Regions from separate parts of the Homo sapiens genome. Here region 2 is linked to region 1. Evidence: read pairs that join two places in POLR2A ChIA-PET (ENCODE). Cell type or tissue: A673. All regions are shown on one strand. Each heading gives the region's core, and the rest is flanking DNA. Links, peaks and the distances in the headings are about the cores only. Region 1 holds the start of FGF13 (fibroblast growth factor 13). Region 2 has its middle 490 kb from the start of MIR504.

The links. Peaks named below come from ENCODE experiments on the same cell type or tissue, not always from the same donor. Only the 100,000 strongest peaks of a DNase experiment are listed, where the experiment ranks them.
Region 2: POLR2A ChIA-PET joins it to region 1 with 6 read pairs; 2 of 35 experiments call an interaction of 5 or more read pairs at or near these places.

The regions. Positions count from the first base shown.
Region 1 is chrX:138,705,842-138,717,750 of GRCh38, reverse strand. It overlaps FGF13 (fibroblast growth factor 13), which reads left to right and starts at 6,034. Exons shown (of 5, transcript NM_004114.5): 1 at 6,034-6,934; 2 at 8,823-8,933. The coding sequence starts at 6,748. It overlaps FGF13-AS1 (FGF13 antisense RNA 1), which reads right to left and starts at 5,644. Exons shown (of 3, transcript NR_038405.1): 1 at 5,609-5,644; 2 at 2,942-3,027; 3 at 1,146-1,860. In A673, for the core only: a CTCF peak has its summit at 5,490 (motif pointing right); a DNase peak (open chromatin) is centred at 5,540; H3K4me3 peaks cover 1,863 bases.
Region 2 is chrX:138,176,216-138,188,124 of GRCh38, reverse strand. No RefSeq gene overlaps it. Among named protein-coding and RNA genes, the nearest start is that of MIR504, 490 kb to the left of the region's middle. In A673, for the core only: no CTCF peak of the experiment used is centred there; no DNase peak of the experiment used is centred there.

The sequences.
Region 1 (11,909 bases), core at 3,949-7,948:
TCCCAGCTACTTGGGGACTGAGATGGGACATGGCTTGAGCCCAGGAGTTAGAGGTTACAGAGAGCTGATCACGCCACTGCACTCCTGACTGGGTGACAGAGAGACCAGATCTCAAAACAAAACAAAACAAACCAACAACAACAACAACAAAAACACTAGCAATCCCCATGCCCTATCAGAGGGGACCTTTGCCTTCTCATAATGGTGTTACTGCCCCTTTCCACTCTCCTAGTGATTACTTCTTGGTGGCAGGTCATGGTTATACAAATAGTCGTGTAGATTTTATGACAGAATGATAGTCTTAATGGAAACCAACCCACATACCTAGCTAGATAGAAAAGGTTTTTGTTGTATTCATAAAAGGTTTTATAGAAGAAAAATCAGCAATCAATCATAGTATTTAACAACGCTCACTGAAAAGAATGTTTTCCTTGTACAAAACTTAAATCCCCACATATTAAAGCTTAAGCTCATTTCCTTGTATTCTCTCCTCAAGATTAAGGGAGAAACCTCCGCCCCAGAAAGCTGCTATTTCTCTCCAGGTTTTCTTGATTAAATGGCCAAGCAGGTAATCAGAGGCCTTGAACTCTCGATGTTGCAGCTGCCATGGCTAATTAAATGGTGAAGTGCTGAATTCACAGACATGATTAATACCATCAGGGCGTTTTATGGCTTTAATGTTCATAAATTATGACTGAACAATGAAATTTGTATGTGGGTTATAGGATTTTTCTTCTTAAGGATCAGAATTAATCAGTGTTTTCTCAATTGATTTTAAATATAAATCAGAGGTAGCATCAGTAAATTCTATAGCTTAAGTATTTAGAGAATGATCTCAGAAACAGGACATAATGAAAACCAAGCCACCATCCTAGTGTGATGCAAGCCTAAGGTCTTGTGGATTTTCATTCTAAATGCAATTCAGGAAGGCCAATCAGTTTCTAAAAGGATGGTTCTGGAGACCTTTGTTTCTGAAGTATAACTCCCCTAAATGATCTAATCTTTGCCAGCTAATATATGTGTCAGGGTATGTAACAGAATACAGTAGTCACTCTTTCTTTACCTGGCATTCTAGTGTGACACTAACAAGATTTCCTTAAATTGCATTTTTCTTCCTGGAGTTAAGTGTCTATTTCTTTTCTTTCTTTTTTCTTATTTTTCTTTTTTTTAGAGGCAGGGTCTTACTCTGTCACCCAGGGTGGAATGCAGTGGCAGGATCATAGCTTGCTGCAGCCTGGAACTCCTGGGCTCAAGGGATCCTTCTGCCTCAGCTTCCCAAAATGCTGGGATTACAGGTGTGAGCCACTGTGCCTGGCTGGCTGAAAAGAGCCTATTCTGTTAGCTTTTCTCTAAACTCCTCATTTGTATTTCTATCCAGTTGTTTCTCTGAGCCTTTGTACATAATTAGACCACAAAAGGTGGTACTTGGCTACCTCATCTCGTAAATACTCTCTCTGCTGCCTTACTTAGTGAATGGGGAGATCCCAGTGTTACTCGACGTTGGTGCATTTGAATCTGCCAACATTTCCTTTCTTTGAGCTCATCATCAGTCCTTGACCAGGTAACTTCCCACTCAGATATTTTGGTGAACTGTTAGTGTAGAAGGAGAACAAACTGGCAAGTGATTCTGAGTGAGCTTATCTTCACATAGGAAGGGTGTTTGAAATTTCTCATTTTCAGAATTTCAGAAAGACAGCCAATTCCTTTCTGCTCAGAATGGACTGAGGCTGCTCCCGATTAGGCTGTCTGAGTTCTCTCATTTTTACTCATCACAGTCACATCTGTTTGGGTTTCTGTCTCTCTCCTGGAGATGCCTCTTGAGAGCAGGTCCCCTCAGCTTCCTTACAGCTCCTCTGAGGCCTGCCAAAAGAGATTGGCAGAGAACGATCAGCATTCTATGCCCAGATAACTCACATAACTCTCTCTGAAAAGAATGCTAAAACCTAGTTCTCAAGTGAACCCACGAGGAGTGGAATCAAAGGGACTTTTGCATTTTTTCCTTGGAATCCAATTTAGAATTTATGTTCTCATGGGGTGGGAAGAGAACAGAGAGATGGGAAGTATGAAGAGGGGAAGATAAAGAAGTAGGAACAGGAACATATGGGAAAAATAATCATAGGCTCCCAGAGCCAAAAGGACTTTAAGGAACATGTCATCTGGAGGTTTCCAAACGTTTTGTTTTTAGTACCAGAATCTTTTCATTTTTATTTTTTACGTAAGAAATCATACAATGAGCTCCACTATATAAAACAGATGAAAAGAGAAAGAGAAATAAACAGTTGAATGAAAACAGTTAAAATAGATGAAATCTACTGTTGAAACATTGGCGAGGGAACTTTTATTACTTTTCATTACTTTTAGATTGCTGAAGAATACAAAGTGAAAACTGCCAATCTTGTCTAAGTATTACTTTAAAGATGGGAAAATTGAGGCCTGTAATATGGAGAAATGACATACTCAAGGTCACACAGCCAATTAGTGGCAGAGATAGGATTAAAACATATGTTTCCAGCCTGCCAGGCTAGAACTCTTTGGGAGTTGAGTTAGAAAAAAAAGCTAAGAATGCTTTCTTTCTGAACATGGTCAAAAAGAGAGGTTGGTGGACAATGCAATGGGAGAGCGGACACGTGGGAGAAACAACGGAGAATAGACCCTACCTTAGAATAGAGCATAGAAGAGTTTGAACCACCAGGGATAAGCAGAGATAACTGAAATTTACAAATATGGAGGAGATCCAGGAAGTTCCATAGCAAGGCCACAATGTGAACTGCTAGGAACAAATCAAAACTGGAGAAAAAGGGATTTGGAAATAGGTGTCAAAAGAGAATTCTTTATTACTTCCCCTACACAAATGTCGTACTATTGGCCCAGGATGGCAGTGGGACAGCAAAGACAAGCAAAATATGCTTCTCTAGGATTGGCTGCAATTCTTTCATTATACCTTCTCAAGATGGATGTGACTTTGGCATAGTTTCCTGTTGGAGATTTGAAAGTAATATTCACATTCGTCTCTGAAATTTTAAGCACCTGGGAAATAGACATGAGAGTTAGGAAAACGCGAACATATCTGCTTTGTGTGTGTGTGTGTGCGCGCGCGTGTGTGCGTGTGTGGAGTTTCGCTCTTATCGCCCAGGCTGGAGTGTGGTGGCCTGATCTTGGCTCACTGCAACCTCCGCCTCCCGGGTTCAAGCGATTCTCATGCCTCAGGCTCCCAAGAAGCTGGGACTACAGGCAGGCGCCACCATGCCTGGCTAATTTTGTATTTTTAGTAGAGACAGGGTTTCACCATGTTGGCCAGGCTGGTCTCAAACTCCTGACCTCAGGTGATCTGCTTGCCTCAGCCTCCCAAAATTCTGGGATAACAGGCGTGAGGCACTACGCCTGGCCAATATCTGCATTATTAATGGTTAAGTTCATTGAGCAATATGATTTGGACCCAATTTCAAAATGGTTTTCTTTCACTTTCTGCCCCAGATTGAATTTACCCTCTGGTCACAGGCCTTTGTGAGTTCTCTTTGTGGAAGAGAGAGGAGAATGAATGAGGTCCGTAGACAGACAGATCACAGAGAGATGCCCCCTTCTCAAGTCTCATTAATAATGTGCCATGCATTTTCCTGTTCATGAAAACAAAAGATTCAAGGGGGTCAGGATATAAAAAGACAGAAATATCTTTTGTGGGTTGGCAGGAACATGTGACAGAGGGAGAGTCTCGTTCCCCCTCCCCCATACTCTTCATTTTTCAATATTATACAATTTAATCAGGGAGAGAAGGATTAGAGCAAGAAGGACATCTACAAACACGTGTAGAATCACCTGGTTATCAGCCTTGGCCCAGTGGTTCCATGAGCTTATGTGGATGGTAGACAGGAGTTAGAAACAAAAGGATGTATTTACAGTTTGTGTTTGCAAATTTGTAATAAATGCCCCCGCCATTCTTATTATATATTCCTGAAGTCTTCTCTGAGTCTGTTTACCTCTAATATGTACCACAGAGTGTCCACACCAATAATTCTACAGGCGTCCTGAAAATACCTTATGAATGGTGTTTGCAGAAGCAAACAGTGAGAGCTATCTGAGAGGAGAAGTGGAGGAAAAACGGTGTGGGAAAGCCCTTATGATTTTCTCAATACCATCTCTTCTTCTAAGGTCTATCCCCTTCCTGAATCAGAACTTCATCCTTCTTTAGCTTTTGCATGCCTGCTCTGGGTCAGGATCCCAAGAGAGAAATGAGAGTAGGAACAAAAGGCCCTTGGGGTTGGTGCTTGGCAGAAGGTAAAAACATGCAGAGAATAAGCAGAGACCTTGTACCTGTTCATCACCCACCCCAAATATTTGGGCTTGATCAAAGCTTCTCCTGACCCCTCTTTATGTAAGATATTTCCCTTCATGGTATCTGGAATTTAAACAACAATCACAAACATTTTGAACTAGGAAATAGCCTCCTACTCTTCAGAATCAATATCAATCAGTCATTCCTCAGGGATTTATTTTTCCCTATGAATCAAATTTTAAAGAAGTGGATACTTGAATAGACTTGAGGTGTTAAAACTCTCGTCTACCTTGTCCTCCCTTTTCATTTGGGAAAGCCAAAAGCACAAAAGAGTAGGTAGAAAATGTCAGACCCTTTGGCATCATTCTCCTGTAACTATCAGTCTCAACCCACTGCAACCTTTACCCCAGTCTGCCTTGCAGACACACAGTGGTGCTTCTGATGGAGCAAGAGACATTTCAAGATTGCAGAGAAGTGGAAGGAGGGGTAGCAACAGCTTCCCCTGTGAAGCAATGGAATCTACAGAAGGGTCCGGTGATTCAGCTCTTATGGGCTAAGAAGCCTGAAAGCATTTCAGTGTTGCTGAGTCCGAGCTTGTTTGTTGGGTAGTCAGGCAAGGAAAAAAGGGCTAGAGTCTGAAGATAAGCTGAGCATCTGGTTTTGCATCTACATTAGTTCTGAAAAGAGGTGATGGGGGTGCCATGTAGGAGTCCAGTAAAGACGGTGTAGGGCTGCCAGGTAGTAGAGCTGCTCTATTTTGCTTCCTAGTTGGCCTCAGAAATCAAGTAAAATAGTCAAATAATTGTGTCTGTTTGAAGGTAGGGATGTAGACAGGCCATTTCTCTTTGCTGCATTTCTGGCCTCAAAACCTCTTCTTTCTTTTCCTCCAGAATAAAATATAACACAGGGAGAGGACAGAACTTGTTAATAGACTGAGGCCAGCAAAAAGCCAGACTGGTTCCTGAATTGGAGGGAAGGAGGCTGCCTGACTTTGGAGGAGCAGAAAAAAATAAGTTAGGAGATTAGAGATGGGCCACAGCTTAAATAGAGAGGTTCGACTCTGCATTTCCCAAATACGTAATGCTTACGGTACACGACCCAAGCTCTCTGCTTGAATCCCAAATCTGAGCGGACAGATGAGGGGGCGCAGAGGAAAAACAGGTTTTGGACCCTACAAATTGGCTTGAAATGAAAAGTCAGCAAAAACCACTGGGTGGCAGCGTGGTGTGCGGGCGCAGCTCTGCAGTGTCTGCTTCTGCTGCTACCGCTGGGGCTGAACCCGTCTGGGGACTCTGGCCTCCTCCCCTGAATGGCTACAAGTGTCGCCAAGCAAAATACCTCTGCGCGGGTGGGTGAGGGTTCTCCGGGTTGTTGGTGCGTCCAAGCCTGAGGCAGGGATCTGGCGAACTTCTGAGGGGCTCCAGCCCGAGCACAATCTGGTCAGCTCAAACACTGAGGAAACACCCCCACCACTCCATCCCCCAATGCCGAGCAAACCCCCGCTCCGTCAGCCCAACTACCTCATCTCAGTTCCTCCTCCATCACTGTTTCCTCCCGAAGCTCCTTTCGGGAAAAGGAGGGGAGAAGGATTTGGACGACTGGGGCAGTGCGGAAGCCCCTACAGGTGTTAGCCGGAACGGGCGGCCGGGGACTTGGGGGGGTGGGGGTGGGGGTGGGGGTGGGAGGGGCGGCCTGCGGCTCCGAGCCTACGGGCTCAGCCCCGGGAGGGAGGGGCCGTCGCGGGAGGGGGCTGCAAGGAGGCTGTCGCGCTGTTCCGGAGGGTGCCTGCGGCGGCTGAATTCCTGTGCTGCGACTGTGCCGCGCCCAGAGCAGCAGCAACAGCGAAGATGCGAGGCCATTACCTGTTTGATCCCTGTCGGAAACCTGGCACGGGCCAACTTTTCCCGATTATCACGCCAAGAAGTTGCAAGGACTAGTCGAAGACTCGGAGGGGCCAGGGCGAGGGCGCGCTCCCCCGCGCGCTGCCTCGTCCCTCCTCCGTCCGGCCGCCCGAGCTCCCGGCCTCTCTCCCGCCCGCGCTCACTCCCTCCGCCCGCCTCCCTCCTCTGGCCCCCATCAGAAGGGCAACAGGGCGAGGGGGTCCGGCGAAATTCGGACCGGAGCAGCTGGACATGCACGGTGTCCGCCGGGCGCAGGGGCCGACCACACGCAGTCGCGCAGTTCAGCATCCGCGTGCCAGTCTCGCCCGCGATCCCGGGCCCGGGGCTGTGGCGTCGACTCCGACCCAGGCAGCCAGCAGCCCGCGCGGGAGCCGGACCGCCGCCGGAGGAGCTCGGACGGCATGCTGAGCCCCCTCCTTGGCTGAAGCCCGAGTGCGGAGAAGCCCGGGCAAACGCAGGCTAAGGAGACCAAAGCGGCGAAGTCGCGAGACAGCGGACAAGCAGCGGAGGAGAAGGAGGAGGAGGCGAACCCAGAGAGGGGCAGCAAAAGAAGCGGTGGTGGTGGGCGTCGTGGCCATGGCGGCGGCTATCGCCAGCTCGCTCATCCGTCAGAAGAGGCAAGCCCGCGAGCGCGAGAAATCCAACGCCTGCAAGTGTGTCAGCAGCCCCAGCAAAGGCAAGACCAGCTGCGACAAAAACAAGTTAAATGTCTTTTCCCGGGTCAAACTCTTCGGCTCCAAGAAGAGGCGCAGAAGAAGACCAGGTCGGAAAGGGCTTTTGCTTTCTTTTCCCCATACTTTACGAGTGAGGTGGGGGCGGTGGGGAGCAGGTATGTAGCATAGGTGAGTTTGTTGGTGGCCCATCTTGTGCAGAAGAGGCCACCTAGCCTGTGTGCGTGCGTGGGAAGGCGCTGGCTTTCTTGCCTCCGTAACAGTAACACGCTTGCTGCATTGCAACTGCCCTGGGACAGGCGCAGAGCCTGGGGGCATACTCTGCCCTGGGTGGCTTGCCCTCAGCTTCGGACATGTCACATATGTGCATGCCCGGTGGGCTCTGGGCAGGCGTGACCCAGACATGGCTGTGATATGTATGGCGTGGAAATTGCAGGCGCAGAGCTGGGCAGACACCATCCTCCCGTCCCCAGGAGAGCCTGGGGAATCCCTCTCTTGCTTTTATCTCTGCCTCAGACCCTTCCCCTCCAGCTTCCACCTCCAAGGGATGTGGGCTTCTGCTGTCTAGGCATTGCGTTTCTTTGATGACTTTTAAGCTTTTTGGGACAGACTTGACTTGTGGTGCAGCTTCGAAATGTTTGCTGGGGCGGGGGGAGGGGGGATTTCTAGAACCTTGTTGCAAAGAGCTGAGAGATTTGGTTAGACTTAGTGTAATCGGTTACATGCTACTAAAATGCGGTGTTGAAGAGGGGATTTAAGCTCATACCCAGACTGTGGTGCTTTTGAACATTTTCAGTGGTAGGAGTAGCGCGATATTCCAGCGACTGGAAATTCAGCTCTAGGTGTCAGGTTGCGTCAAGGCAGACCTTCAGGCGAGCATGCAGTTTATTTGCCATTCTTAACCAAATGAATCTTTTACACTCTTTTCTGCCTTTTACTAGATAAATATTACAAAAAAAATAAGAGTCACCGATCTGTTATTTCTCCATTTATGTGTGCTACACCCTGGGATGGAAAAGCAGACATAACGTTTTCTGTTTGCACAAAGTTTTTAATGCATTAACTGTAAATTAGGCTTGTTTCAAAAAGGCTTAAGTGGTTGCAAAGCATGCTTATGTGGCTCGAATAATCACATAAATATTATTTCAGCGCAGGAGTCTATATTCAGTAAAAGAAAATTTTGGATAACATGGCTGTTATTGGTAAATGAGACACTTGATTGATCTATGGTTATTCATAATTGAAAATCATTTTAATTAAGAACTCATATTTTTGATAATCATACTTCTGATATGAAATTTGAAAAATTAGTATGCACTGATTTTTTCCTTCCTACCAACAAAAACCCTGCTCTTTTCACACACATTTTCACTAATGATAATTAATATGACAAGATTTGTTAATGGTGGTTGTATCTCCCTCCTCCCTTTTTTGGTATAAAAGGCTCAATTTTCCAAATACAGTTTCCTTAATGGGGTTCCACGTTATTTATGCATTTTCTACCTTCTTAGAATAAAGGAGATTATTTATTCAAATTGTGGTCATTCTGAAGGAAATCTTTGCTAGTGGGTTTTTGGTCCTTGGTCGGTTGGCAGACAACTCTGAATTATCTTTCTATTTCTCCTTTTCCTTTCACATGAAAAGTAGCACAATTTCAAAAGGCAGAATAGCCATTTGCCAACCCATTACAAATACTCAGTGAGATAGAGTTCCACTCTGTAAACCAAAGGACAGGTTATCAGAAACTATAGACACTTTCAGAAGCTTTACCAATGTTTCCAGATAGAAATAAAATGTTTCTTTAGTTTGAAAATTTATTCTGAAACTCAGAGTTTGTTTTCTTTCTTCCAGACACCTTAAAAGTGTAGTTTGACTTTTTCCATTAAGATTTGTAAATGAAATTAGAAATTGAAATTCCTAGTCTTTTCAACTACATAGGCACAATTTATCAATTGATCCAAATCATTGTTCTCTTTGCAGAGCCTCAGCTTAAGGGTATAGTTACCAAGCTATACAGCCGACAAGGCTACCACTTGCAGCTGCAGGCGGATGGAACCATTGATGGCACCAAAGATGAGGACAGCACTTACAGTAAGTGACTGCAAAATAAATAGTATATGCCAGCATGTTGTTAACATTCTGTTTTTATTTATTTTAAAAATAAATACGCTTTCCTAAATCCTGAATTAAATGCAAAATATATTCACACTACATAATCCTGTTTACACAGGTTAACCTAAAGGAAGTTGAATATGAGTCTGTCTAAGATAGTAAACTAGGGCAAATAATGTTGACACCATCTGAAGAATAATCCAAATGTCATCTCCATGGAAATCTAGATAGATTTATGGCTATCCTTTGGATTTTATTACTTTTTTCCCACAGAAAATTTACTCACCCACACACTGATCCAGAAATAGCATGTTATCTCTACTCTTAAGAACCGGTCTTAACCCAAGAGAGAGGAGTGGTTTCATACCATGAAAATTCATCATTACAAGCTTTCACTTCTGCTCCCTGCTCCACACACACACTGATAACTCTGAGACTAGTGGAATTTTAACATTGAGATACCTCCGCAGGTGGGTAAAGGGATTTCTTTTAGTTCTTTCTTTTTAACCATGGTTTCAGACCAAATTGGAGACTATAATGGTGAGCCTAAAAAAGAAACACATAAAAAATAATTAGGTTTTATTTCCAATTACTGAAAGAAGGTGATTCCAAGATGTTACGTAACCTTTAATTACATGTTTTATTTATTAGGAGTAATAAAAATATAAACTCACAAATAGTGCAGGCTTCTCCTCAATGATGATTGATGTTTTCTTGCAATTTACAGATTTCTGGAGACTTACTAAATGTTCCACAAGGCTAAAACACTTAGTTCTCACAATTTTTTTTGTTTTCTCCAATTTCTACTGAATTTCTCTCAAACCCTTTGATAATTTCGCATTAATATTCCAATTGTCGGCTGAGAAAATAACCAAGGAAACTAGGTCTGAATGCTAAGCAGTATACTCTGCAGCTTTTTAAGAGTTGTATGGCTACAGCAATGCCATTGACGAGGGTCTCAATAAGTGTAAAGAGTTTCCCACCTTTTAGGAATGCTTCGTGGGCTGATGGCCGATCTATAACCTCGAGAGGAAGTCACTTTTAATTACCATTGAAGAAAGCTTTGTTGGTATGGAGGATGAAAAAACCTCATACTGAATGGTTCTTCACTGTTTTGCAAAAGTTCTATGTCACTGTTGTGATATTAAAGTTTTATAGTAAATCCTAGTTGTTCTTTTATGCATAGTCTTCTATTTGAAACTATTAGGCAAGTGTAACTAGAGGGCTTTACTGTAATCAAATAACAGACATTAGTGTATAGTGATCATCTGCAATAAAACATTCCCATAAGTTATTGTGCAAATTGATATTTGGGGAAGGAATTAGGGGATGTAAGCTGCCCTGCTTTCCAGAGTGCCTCAGGAAAATGGGTCTGTTGAGCATTATTGAAGGCAAGTTCATGATTAGCTGCCAGTGAGCCTATCCAGTCACGTTTCTTTCCCCTTTTTAACATCTCCGGGTACAAATCAGAGAAGAAATATTTTGGATCTGGTGTTCACATGTGTTTCCTGAAAAGAAATAAAAAAAAAGTAGATAATTCATGTGCTGTGTCCTATGAACAGCAATATACCAAATTCATCGAGATCACATTCTAAGTAATCATTTTAAGAGATACACACACACACACCACACACGCATATATCAAGGCTCCATTTCTTACTGTGGAGCTTTAAATCATACAGTAGGTTTTACTCTTCAGTTCCTACATATGCATAGCTTCTGCCTTTGGTTGTCTTATAACTGACTGATACGCATGGCATTTCTGTGTACTACTAATGATATTGAAAGACCATTAAAGAACATAGCCTGATAACAGGAATCTGTATTTAGGCAGATTAAAATAGAGAGGTAAGTCAACTAAAGGTAAGTATTGTCATAACCTGATGCATACAAATGGAAAGTATCTCAATAGAAATAGCAAGTCAGTAGAGCTTGGATCTGCTCCTGATGTTAAGAGTGACCAGAAGCTAGTGAGCTAGCTCAGCTTTGCCATTGAGGATATTGTGGGGCATAAGCCATCATGAAACAAGAAGGTTTAATGATTAAACTGGTATATCATGAAGGCCAGCTATCCAAATGTATTCTTTTTTTTTCCTTAAAACCAAGCCGTTTTATTGGTATTAATTGTTTAATTGTGCATAACGAGAATACAAGTTGTTTTTTTCAACTATCACTCATGTATATAATATTTCCCTAATATGTATTCGTGATACTATGTTTATATTTTTCTTACTCTTCTTATTTTTATTAACCTTCATTATTTTCAGCATATTTTCTCATTTAGTTTAATTTGATTGAATTGCGTTATTTTTATTCAGACATAGTAAGCAATGTCCTGATAAATCAGTTCACATTTATCCAGATATATCCATTTCTGAAAACATATGTTTGATATTATGCATTTCACCTTACCTTACGTAGATTTATTACAATGATAAATGTCAGTTCAATAAAATCTCATCATGAGGAAATCAGCCATTGTAAATTATGTATTTTCCCTTGAAAAGGAAAAGATGATAGACATTCCATGGCAGTAATTTTATTATGTCTGCCCTGGGTGCAAGGAAGGACATTTTAAAAGACTAGTTTTCCCTTTCTCTTCAAACTCACGGTAGCATTATCAGTTCAACATGTTGCCTTTCCAACCTACGTTAATATATACTTTCATTAATTATTCTCTTTTGAGAAATTGACCTTGGCCAACTGATGAAGAAGCATGGCTTCAGTGTTGCCTTCAGCAAACACTGGGTGCCAACTAGGTACATGGCTCTGATTAAGTGGCCCTTCAAATAGAAGGTGTTTGTTTTTATGCAGACATAACAGAGAACAAACAAGAAACACAGGCACATTTATGTTTTAAAAGCTTCTTCAAAACTTTCACTGAAATGGAAGAAGAGATTTTAGGTATTTAATGAATGTGTTTTAAATCCATAAATGAAGTCAACTGTTTTCTTC
Region 2 (11,909 bases), core at 3,048-7,047, 530 kb after region 1:
GCCCCTGCTGCAGCACCTGCCTCACAAATTCTCAGTATACAGTCTGCCCTCCTCAATTTTATAACCAGAAAGCTGAGCACTGCTAAAGAAAACCTTGTACAAATCATTTTACAAATCTATGATTTCTTACTTCAGTTGGATCCTTCATAGCGCTTATCAATACCTTCACTTATTTTTAGTTCATCCCTATTTCTCACAATAACTGTTCCAAATCTTGGCTTCTCTGCTCAAGTTATCTACCTAATTCCAAATTCCCTCACTTTCAAAAACTCCTATAACATTAATATTGAATCAATTAGGATGAAATCCTTTGTCTTACCAGTATTCTACCTACAGATTTTTCTCTGTACCCATCCATTCTTCTTTCCCATTGTATAGACAATCATGTCTTTCTTCCTATTGAGCCCTTCACTTGGGCCATCTCTGTTGTTTCTTCCTAAAGCTTGTTTCTTCATATATTTTCTCTTAGTATTTGATTTTCAATTTATTTCTCTCTATCATGTTATCACCCTCAGCATTAAAATATGTTCAAATGTCTTCTAATTCTAAAGAAAAGTCACTCCTTTAGCACTGTATACAGCCCCTCTGCCTAAGTTACTTTTTTCTTTCCTTCTCAGGAAAATTTCTTTTAAAAAGTATCCTAAATTGAATATTTACTTCTGTATCTCTTATTCTTTCCTGAAATTAAGGATCCAACACCCCAATTCACCTTTCTCCCATTTGCCTTCATATGACAACAAGTGTCTTCATATGTCTTTATTTTACATGGCCAATGCTAGGGCATTTGGTATCTGATATCCTATTAAAAATTATTATATTTCTCAGTTTGCATAATACCTAGATTATCCTGGTTGTCTTCCCTTTTTTCTAATCACATTTTCTTGTTTTTTAAATGTCCTCCTCTTGGTCTTTTTGCCCCTTAAATATTCTTTTTCTCAGGGGACTTTCTGTCTTTCTTCACTTTTTATCACTTAAGAAAGTACATAGAATGAGAAGACATGAGCTTCCATGATTTTAATTTTAATCTTTGTTCCATTTTTAGTTGATGGCATTACTCCCTTCTTCAATGAAAATAAGTAGATACTACCAATGCAAAATTATTTATCTTCTCATCACAAAATCTAAAACCACAACTTCTCCAAGCTAAATAGAGAACAAGACATTTCCACTTAAATATGCTACAGGTTCTCAAACTGAGCATGCCCTAAACTTAACTTAGCCTTTCCACCAAAACACCTTTACTTACTAATTTCATTCAAAAAAGATTTATTTCATCACTACCCATGTATGGCAGAAAGCAATAAAAAAACAGGCAAACTTTTGCTAATATTTAGCTTACATTCAAGTTTCTGCTTGTGTGGGGTGGGGAGAGGCAGACAATGAAAATACAAATATTATATATCAGGTAGTGATAAATGTTAAGAAGGAAAATAAAGTAAGGTAAGGGCACAGAAAGAGTGGATGGAAGGGGTGATATTTTGTAAAGGATGGTCCAGAAAGGCTTCACTAATGAGGGAAATAGAAATCTGAATAACGTGAAACTATGAGTTACGTGGATATCCGAGACAAAAATAATCCAGGCAGCTAGAAAAACAGGCACAAAGGCCCAGAGGAAGGGATGTATTTGGCAAGGATAGCTGTCTTCTTGGAACGGTGAATGAGGGAGAGAGTGGTAGAAGATGAAATCAAAGAGATAGAGAGGTTCAGATCATTGTAAAAGGATTGAATTGTATTCTTAGTGGTATGGGAAGCCACTGGAGGAATTTTGAGAAGAGGAGTATCCAGATATGGTCTACTTTTATTGACATAAAAAAATTTAAAATATAAAGAAAAGTTTAAATAATAGCATAATAAACATCCATTATGCTAGAAGTAACACGTTAACGTTATGCCATAGTGTATTTCTTCACGTATATTTTGTTGAAGTATTTTAAAGTGTAGATATCGTGATATTTAATCCCAAAATACTTCTGTATATATCTCTTATAAGTAAAATATTTTTCTGCATAATTATCATAGCTACCAAAACTAACAACTCTAATTCCTACTTGATATTTATATTTCCCTAATCATCCCCATAATTTCTTTTATAGTGGTTTTGTTTAAACCAGAATCAAATCAAGGACCATGTATCGACTTGATTGCTTTGCTTATCACATACCTTTTAATGTAGAACAGTACTCCAACTCGCATTTTTTCTCCCTATGGCATTAACTTATTGAAGAGCCTGAACCAGTTATCCTGGAAAGCTTTGTCTGATTATTTCCTTGTGTCATTTGTTGTGTTTCTTCATGTATTTTTGTAACCTGGTAATTAGAAATAATGCTCTGATTAGATTGACTTATATTTAAATAAATCAGTCTGGATAATGTATCGGAGAATATGCTCTGAGGTGAGAATGAGTACAAGGAAACTAGACAGAGGGCTGTTGTAAAAGTCCAGATGAGAGATGATGATGGCTTGAAACGGTAGCAGCAGTGCAGTTGGTGAGAAATGGTCATATTCTGTATATGTTTTGAAGGTGGAACCAAATTTATTGTCAGATGGGCTGTGGAACATGAGAGAATGAGAAAAGTCAAGGATGAGTTCATGTTTTGGGGCTGAGTAACTGAAAAGATAGAATTGTCATTTACTGAGACAGGGCAGACTGAGGTAGAAACAAGTTTGGGTAAGATGAAGAGCCGATATTTGGATATAGTATCACCCACTGGATTACCTTGGTACTCTGACATCTCCTTTTCCCTCAGCCCTCACATTCAATCATCAATATTTTCTGATTTTACCTGTCAAGGTCATCAAAACTATCCTTTCCTTTTCATATCCAATTCTATTGTCAAAGCCCAAGTCTTCATCTCTTGAGTGGATTACTACCATAACCTCCAATATTGGGTTAACTCTAATCCATCAACCATAAGTCACTCAAGTGATCTTTCTGCAAAAGAAATCAATTCATGTCACCATCTATATTAACATCCCTTAGTGATGCTCATTCTTCTTTAGGCTTCAGATCTGTGTGCCTTAGCATAGCCCATAAGCCTCTCTATCGTGTGGTCCTATCCTCATCTTCTGTTACTTCCTCACTCCCTTCACCCCCCTTTTACTCGATGATCTGCTCATAACAAACTCTTGTATTTCCCCAGACAAACCATGATTGTTTGTATCTCTGGACCTCTGCATCTGCTATTCCTTCTACAAAGAATGTCCTTCCTCTCTCTAAGGCATGGCCAATGTCTTACTCGACTTTGAATTTTCAGAGTTTAGCATATGTGACAACCAACCAGAAGATAGTCAGTTCCTGCTTGCTGTTGAACTGATATATCACTGACAGGCACACAAGTTACTTTTAACCTGCTATAACATAATTCACAGGATTAAAGCATCACCTTTTCTGAGCCAGCACCACACCAAACAACCCATAAAAAATTCTGGCTTCTGATAAATGTTATCCATACTGGTTCAAACATAATCACTCTATGCTAGGCACTATATAATTGGAGCTTTAGTATCTCTTTGAATTTCCTTTGAATTGTCATTTTGCATCAGTTATAAAAAGTCATATTTTTCCCCTCTGAACTTAGAGAAATTAGAATTATGAGGAGCAGGCAGAAAAGCACTTTGCAAAGTAAAATTATAAGGTGCCATTATTGTTATTATAATAGCAATTGCCTTCAAATGAAAAAAGTCTATCAAAAGCAGAGTGTGAAAATTAATGATTGATTATTTATTTGTCTTCAGGGCCAATTTGCCATAAACTGAACAGGCTTTGTGATTCATGTTTCTGATTCATGTGGGTTCTCAGCTTGTGAATCCTGTCTTTAATTTAGCACTAAATGTGATACATTTTATTTTCCCTTGGCCAAGACCCACTTAGCCTTGGATTGCTAAATGAGTGCTGATTCACCTTCCAGGAAGCCAATTACCTACAGAAAGAGCACTTAGTTGATGCTCATCAGAGTGAGTTATTTTATTTCTTCTCTATTGCTGAAAAACTTTAGTTGGAAAGTTGAAAGACTTGTTCTCCTGACATCTAGAAGAGCATAAAGAGTGTTACTGGTTCTTGGGTAATCTGGAGGAATGTCTAAAAATTTAGGATCGGATTTTCCTTGTGAACAACTATGACAGAAGAGACTGAGAGTAGAAGATTTCCCAAGTGTTTACTTCCTCCTGTTGATAAATTCTAAAGGAATTTATGCCATAAATCAAAGGAATACAAGAGGTTTCTCTTTCAAAGATTGAGATGGTTCCTTTTTCATCATTTTCTAGCATTTTTTCATTCCAATAACTTCTGACCTAGCACACAGCAAGCCAGTCATTCTAAATGTAAAAATGTGTACTATTTGAGGAGTTCTTTTTTAATTCACAAGTAAAAACTATACATGTTTATGGTGTGCAACATGACTTCATGAAATATGTATATATTGTGGCATGGCTACATTAGACTAATTAACATATGAGAGTTCTTAAAGAGCAAATAATTTACAGAGGTGATAATTCAAAGATGCATGATCTCATTTCCTCAAAAAGCCAGAAGAGTTCAGCACACTGGTCAGACATACCTGGATTTTACCACCATGGGTACCATATGTTGGGTGAAAAAATACTGAACTAGGGATTAGAGACTCGGATTTTAGCCCGACTCTCCTAACTAATTAACTAACTTACTGGATGATATCATACACATTTTATTTTCTCCTTGGACCTCAATTTTCCTAACTGTGAAATGAATTAAAGAAGACAAGTTTTAAATGCCTTTGACAAACTAATGTTCTGTACTCTTTTCTAGTATGGATGGATCCTAGGTCCTCTTTGACACTCAACTCCAGGATTCACTCCAATGAGCTCTTCCCAGTAAGCTATATGACAGATATCTGTTAGGATAATTACCTGTGGACACTTAATCCTTCATTCTCAAAAAGGAACTAAAAACCGTTAAAAGAAAACTACTTTCAAGTTTAATTAGCTATCTTTTCCCTATTAAATGAAATGGTGATCATTCTCTCCTTCTCTCTCTCTCTCTTTCTCTCTCTCTCTTCATTATCGGAAAAACATTATAATAAATATAAGCCTAGATACTTCATTTAACTGGTCATTGCAAAGTACCAATAAAGAAAATTAACTTTGGTCTAGCGCAGTGGCTCATACCTGTAATTCCAGCACTTTGGGAGGCCGAGACAGGCGGATCACTTGAGGTCAGGAGTTCGAGACCAGCCTGGCCAACATGGCAAAACCCCATCTCTACTAAAAATACAAAAAAAAAAAAAAATTAACTGGACATGGTGGCGCATGACTGTAGTCCCAGCTACTTGGGAGGCTGAGGCAGGAGAATCGCTTCAACCTGGGAGGCGGAGGTTGCAGTGAGCCAAGATCACACCACTGTAATCCAGCCTGGGTGACAGAGTGAGATTCTGTCAAAAAAAAAAAAAAAAAAGAAGAAGAAGAAAGAAGAAAAGAAAAGAGAAAAGAAAGCAAAGGAAAACTCTCCAGTATACAGTGGCTAGCAGAGTGTTAAGCTCAAAAGTAGGACCTAAATCTGTAATTGTTAGGTTACTTGGGGAAATATTCTCATTTCTACACATGCACTTCAGTATTTCAACAGAAAAATAATAATTTTAAAATAAGCAAAATCAAATGTAATGAAGCATTTAAGCTTCATTACAAATTCCTTATTAAGATAAAATACTTACGTATTGTATACTTTTTCTAGAAGTCATCAGAAACTTTGTTTTACACTTAGGAGTGTTTGCTTTTTAATCAGTGAGTCTTAAAAACCACTTTTCCATTTTGCAAACTAACCATAATTTTATATGATGTAATCTGGTCTAAATATTTTTTTTCTTGTTCTGTTTGAACTGTAAGAGAACAATGTAAAGAAGGAAAATAGGCTATATTTATACCAATCAGTTGACCTTTAGTCAGAGTGTTAGTGATTTTTAAATCAGTTGGTTGCATTCAGTTGTTTTGAAAATAGTCAAGTAACAGCTGACTGATTGGATGCAACTGGCGATTCGCAAATCACCTTGCTTTTTGACAGAATTCATCTTCCTTGCTCTTCTTTCACATAGTTTGTTTAACTGAATTCAAGCAGATAATTTTTATTCTTCCTCTCACTTCCAAGCTTGTATGTATAGAGACAGTCAGAGCAGTGCATGACACATAGTAGGTGCTCAATAAAACAGAGTTACCAGTGAACTTAGTCTTTAAAGTCAGATAAACATCTATATCTAGTTGTGATGTTTCCATATTCTATTCTTGATGATTTCAACGTTATTAACATTGCCATTAAACTAAGACAATTTTAATTAACTGCTTACTGCCAAACCTGGTTTCAAATTCTCAACTTCCTGAGGATCAATGAATTACAGAATTAAGAGGTGTCATGTAAGATAATTGGTTTCTACAGGAAGACTTACCCCATTGTTTCCACAATTAACACAGAAGAAAGTATAATGGAAACTAAGTATTTTTGTGAAGCTTAGTCATTAACAATGAATTAAGAATAGAATCCAATTTCCTCCTCTATTCATGACATATTGGGCATCACTATTATCCTTTCAATAATAAGGAAAGGAATATTATGTTTTGTTTCCTTCCTTGATAACATCCTGTTTACTAAATGGATGTTTCAATATAGGACTGAGGACAAATTTTAAGCTAGGAATTCATTTAAAGAATATGCCTTTCCAAGGAAATTGAGGCCTATTTATCCACCACCAGAGTCAGTCAAGACTACTATTCACTATACAGCTAAGACAGGGATTTAAGAGTGCTCTTTGCCCCTCCCTATCATGATATTAATGGGAAGATGTTGATCAAAGATTATGAAATTTCACTTGGATAGCAGGAATAAGTTCAAGCAATGTATTGTACAACATTGGGACTATAGTTAATAAAAATATATTGTGTTCTTGAAAATGCTAACAGAGTATATTTTTAAGTGTTCTCACCATAAAAATGACAACTGTGTGAAAAATTGCACATGTTAATTACTTGATTTATCCATCCTGCAAGGTACATATATTTTGAAACATAATGTTGTATATACAATTTTATCTGACAATTAAATAAATACATAAAGTTACAAATCGGAATCCAGTGTTTGGTTAGTACCATACTCAATATCATTAACTCACACTCCGCAATGTCCTTCTGCTACATTTCATCCATCCCAATCAACTACCATTAATGTTTATTAATTCTGTGGCAGCTCTTAACTATCCTATCCCTATCCCAACTGGAAACAAAATAACAAGTGAACCTTTTCCTCTCTATCCAGAGGTTAGCCTTAAGTCAGTGGATAATGACTCAGAGAGCTCTAAACCTAGGTTTATGTACCAGCTTCTAAGATGTCTCTTTCCTGGCAGTGACAGATGATGTTCTGAAACTCTGTGAACCAGAGACTCACTGCCATGAGCTGGAATCCTTACTCACTAGCTTTTAACACTCCAGTGGGAATTCATATTGAAATGCAAATATAAAAAGAATTTTAAAGGCAAAAATTAGCTCTTTGGAAAAATTCCATCATTTCTTCAAGAGGATTTTATGTTAATTTTTTATTGCCTTAAAACCCTGTTACCTGAACTAAAAAAAAAAAAAAAAAATTGCTCTGGAAGAACACCCATTGCATTGGTGAAGTTGCTTTTCACTCTTTCTAAAGAGTCATAAATGACATTAAAATATGAAAAACAGGTGCATTCCTTAGATAAGTTATTTCAATTCCTGCATCATTTTTGCTTCCAATTATTCTGAAGATAGCAGAGTGAGAAAGAACTTTTCATTTTGAATGGCATTCAGCAATTGGCTTGATATTTCATAATGAAGCAAAGGCCTGAAAAATATATTCCAAAAGAAATAGCAAAGAGGCTAGCAAATGCTGTGCCTGTGATGTATTGAGTTTTATGAATTTCTTTTTTTTGGAAATGGCTTTCTGATGGGAAAGGAAGTCTTTAAAATAACAGGAAAAAAATAAGCTGCAATTAAACAACAACAAAATGTCAAATGGAGTGCGAGTCAGAATGTGTGTATTAAATGTACTTTTTAAAAATCCTGTAACCCGAGTCAGTGTGGCATCACGGGGAAAACAACTAGGAAGCAAACAACTGAATCGTTGTCTGGAATCTGCCACCCACTAGCTGTATAACCAACAGCAAGTGGTTTAACTTCTTAATCTGTGCATCTGTGCTATGCTTACCCAATTGAACTATTGTGGAAACCAAATTAGATACTGAACCCGATGTGAAAAGGCTTTGTGAACTGTCAAATACTCTACAAATGAAGAGTTACATCTAAGACTTTTGCAAACCATAGAATATTACGCACACAAGGACTTAGAAATCACATTTAATCTTTCTTCATTACCAGTAAGCAGGTCCTTAAGAAGATGAAGGGAGTTTAGAGACATTTCTTTTTTTTTCCTGCTTCCATTTATAGAGGTTCCATGTATGTTAAAAATTAAGAGGTGCCTAAGAATATTTACAAATTTGGGATACTATAAAAATTTATAACAAACTCAAACAGAAGTTTCTTACAGAGACTAGAAATGTGGTGGGAGCTGAAGAGAATGAGAGCATGTTGAGTATCTAAGCAAATATCGGAATACTTTCTTCCTCTACTTTGATTCTGCAAAGAAAAAAAAGGGTTATCCCACAAACCACTTTGAGGAAGCCCAACTCTGGAGAGGCAAAAAACAAACAAACCGCACACATTCAGAATTTTGATTCCGTTTTAGAGTGGTGTCATATTCAAAGTAAATGTTCAACAACCAAACTCACTTCAAAAAGTAATTCTAAATTTTACTTATTTCAGAAAGCATTAAAAGAGCTATAATTCCTCACCCCAAAACACCTTTAAATCTCCTGTCTTCATTTCTCCCAGGCCTTTCATTTCCTATAGGCACTTTCAACTCTGCAAGAAACCATGGCCTCATGAGTTCTTCTAGTTATTTCTTTGCCTGTGCTAAACCCACTCTGCCACCTGTCATAGGTTTGTGAGATAAAACATAGGTTGTACAGTTAAATTAGAATTTCAAATAAATAATTACATTTTTAGACATTTTTATTATACATATGTCTTGTGCAATATTTGTGACAAATGTGTACTAAAATATTATTTGCTGTTTATCTGAAATTCCAACTTGACTGGGTGTCTTTTTTTAAATTTGCTAAATCCGCAAGCCTAAGCCGTACTCCAGAATGACCAGCAGGGCTATGCTCCCTGTCACTGGCCCAACTGTATCGAGAGATGTACAGAGATCCTGGAGGCTCTGTGTCCTGCAGTTTGCTCTTGCTGTCAGTAGAAGCAAAGGCACAAAACCTCTTGGGAGGCATTTCCTCTCTGCTTTTTGCAAAGACGTTAGCTTTTTTTAGGGAGAAGTTTACGTTCACAGAAAAATTGAGTAGAAGTTACAGAAATGTCCCATATGCTTCCTGCTCTATTATATGCGTAGCCTCTCCCGTTATCAACTTCCCTGACAAATTTGTACATTTAATACAACTGATGAACCTACAGTGATGCAACATTATCACTCAAAGTCCATAGTTTATATTAGTCTTACTCTTGGTATTGTAGATTCTATGAGTTAGGACAAATGTATAAGAACACGTATCCACCATTTTAGTATCATACAGGGTATTTTCACTGCCATAAAAATGCTCTGTGTTCGTGTGTGTGTGTGTGCGTGTTATCACAGGGAATCCACGTGAAGAACTTCTGGAGAATGAAATTATCTGTCTCATTATACATTATTGGACCTAGACTTTGTCAGAGAAAATCCCCAAAGGGATCTGCAAGACAAATGAGGTCAAGGAAAACCTGTATCAAATTCGGCCAGATATGGACACTACCTGAATATTTGGTGATATAAAAGAATTGTTATTACATTTTTAGTTGTGATAATGGTCTCTTTATTATGTTTTACAAAAGGAATCCTTATCTTTTAGAGGTATCTATTGAAATAGTTATGGATAAAATGGTTTGATGTTCAAGATTTGCTTTAAAATAATCCACTGGAGGAATGGAGGAGGAGAGTGAGTGAGTACATGTTATGGTATTTTTTCTACTTTAGTATATGATTAAATTTTCCATAATAAAATGCTTTTAAAAATTAACCCAATTTGTCACCTATATAAGATCTTTCTTAGGAGGAAATGCTGGAAACAATCCTTTATCATTCTAGTACACCTGAGAGAAGGGGCTGCTTTGAGGAAAACTCCAGAACAATGGCTGATGTAAAACTAATCAGGGCCGAAATCAGCACCCACATTTGGCCATTTCAGTTGAACAGACTCCAATTTATTTGATATTTGAATCTTCAAAACAGACTTTACAGTAGGCAATCAGAGGCTTGTGTAAAGAAACCTCCTACCAGTGCTCAGATATGGAGAGCAAGATTTGGATAAAAGGCTTAGCAGGTATAACCAGTTAATGCTGGAGCCCCTGGGCACCATTGTATTTCTCCCAAAGTGTCTATGTAGTGTTATGTAGAAGCAGTTTCTCATCAAAAGTGATATTGGGCTGGAATCCTAAACTACATGGCTACCACCTTAGTCCTCTATTTTTAGGGAAGAAACTCTTTTTTCCATGATGAACATCCAGAGGAAGAGCCAAATCCTGATAACCTCAGAGACAGTTATTGTCCTGAATAAAATGTACCTAGAAATGTTACATGAGCTGCATATGGAAACTTCCCTCCTCAACTGTGTAGGCAAACTTTATCTGGCTGTACCCTTCATTATTCAATTTGCTTAGCCAGCCTCCACCAACACATGCACAATTTTGGCAGTATTTACAGAATGAAAGAAGTACCAGCTAAAGGAGGAAAAATCAATCCAATCGAATCCAATCCAAATCCAATGAACCAGTATTTTTTCATTAAATGTAGAATTTTTTAAAATGAAAATAAAAATACTGCTGTGTATAAACATGGTGCTAAGTAAGCAGGGATTTGTCTTCCTTCAATTTAATTATAATATTTATTGAATAACACTGATATGTCATACATTGAGATCTGGAATATTTTTGAAACAGGTCTTCCATATAATAAGATAGTCAATGGTTACTTGCAAATGACCAGGAGTCTTCTATAGACTGTATGAAAAGTAAGGGTCACTGGACTTCGCTTATTTTGTTGAGTATCACCTGATTAAAATGAATTTGGAAGCCTTGTTATTGGCCTTGGTACATTTGTCAGATTCCTGGCAAACTTGTCCTTGTTTATGGCTACACACTATCAAAATTGCTGGATAAAAAATAAAATGTTGACATATTTGATTATTGGGTCCCTCTACTAGATATTATTTCTGGAAGGCAAACACTATGGTGATGAGAGCACAGTCCTTGGAGTCTCACATATTGGAGCTGGAAGTCCTGTCCTACCAACTCACTAGATGTTTAACCGCAGAAAAAGTGAATTAGCCTTGATGAATCTGTTCTCTCATCAGCACAAGAGGGACATTAATGTAGATGTTGTGAGATTGTTAGGAGGATCGAATGTTTTTGCAAATGTCTTCATAAATATTACTTCTGCTTATAATTCCTTTTTATCTCGTCTAACTCTTAGTAACAGCTATGCCTAGGATCAAATGCTTTTTTATATATAACAGTATTATAGAAATTTGAAAAATGGAGAAAATAAAATGGTACATAACTCCAACTCTGTCATGCAATCACTGTCAAATTTTACCATTTGATAAAATTTTGATGTATATTTTATATGCATATTTACAGGCTTTGTAATAAGTGTGCATCTATTATCTTGTATCCCACAACACTTTTAACTTTAAAAGTCAAAATGACTCTCAGTACCCATTTTGGCACCTTCAAAATCTCCTCTCCACCCCAGAGTCATTTCTACTGGGATAATCCCTCTTCTCATTTCTAGTAACTCCCACCTGGCCTTTTAATCTGAAAATCTG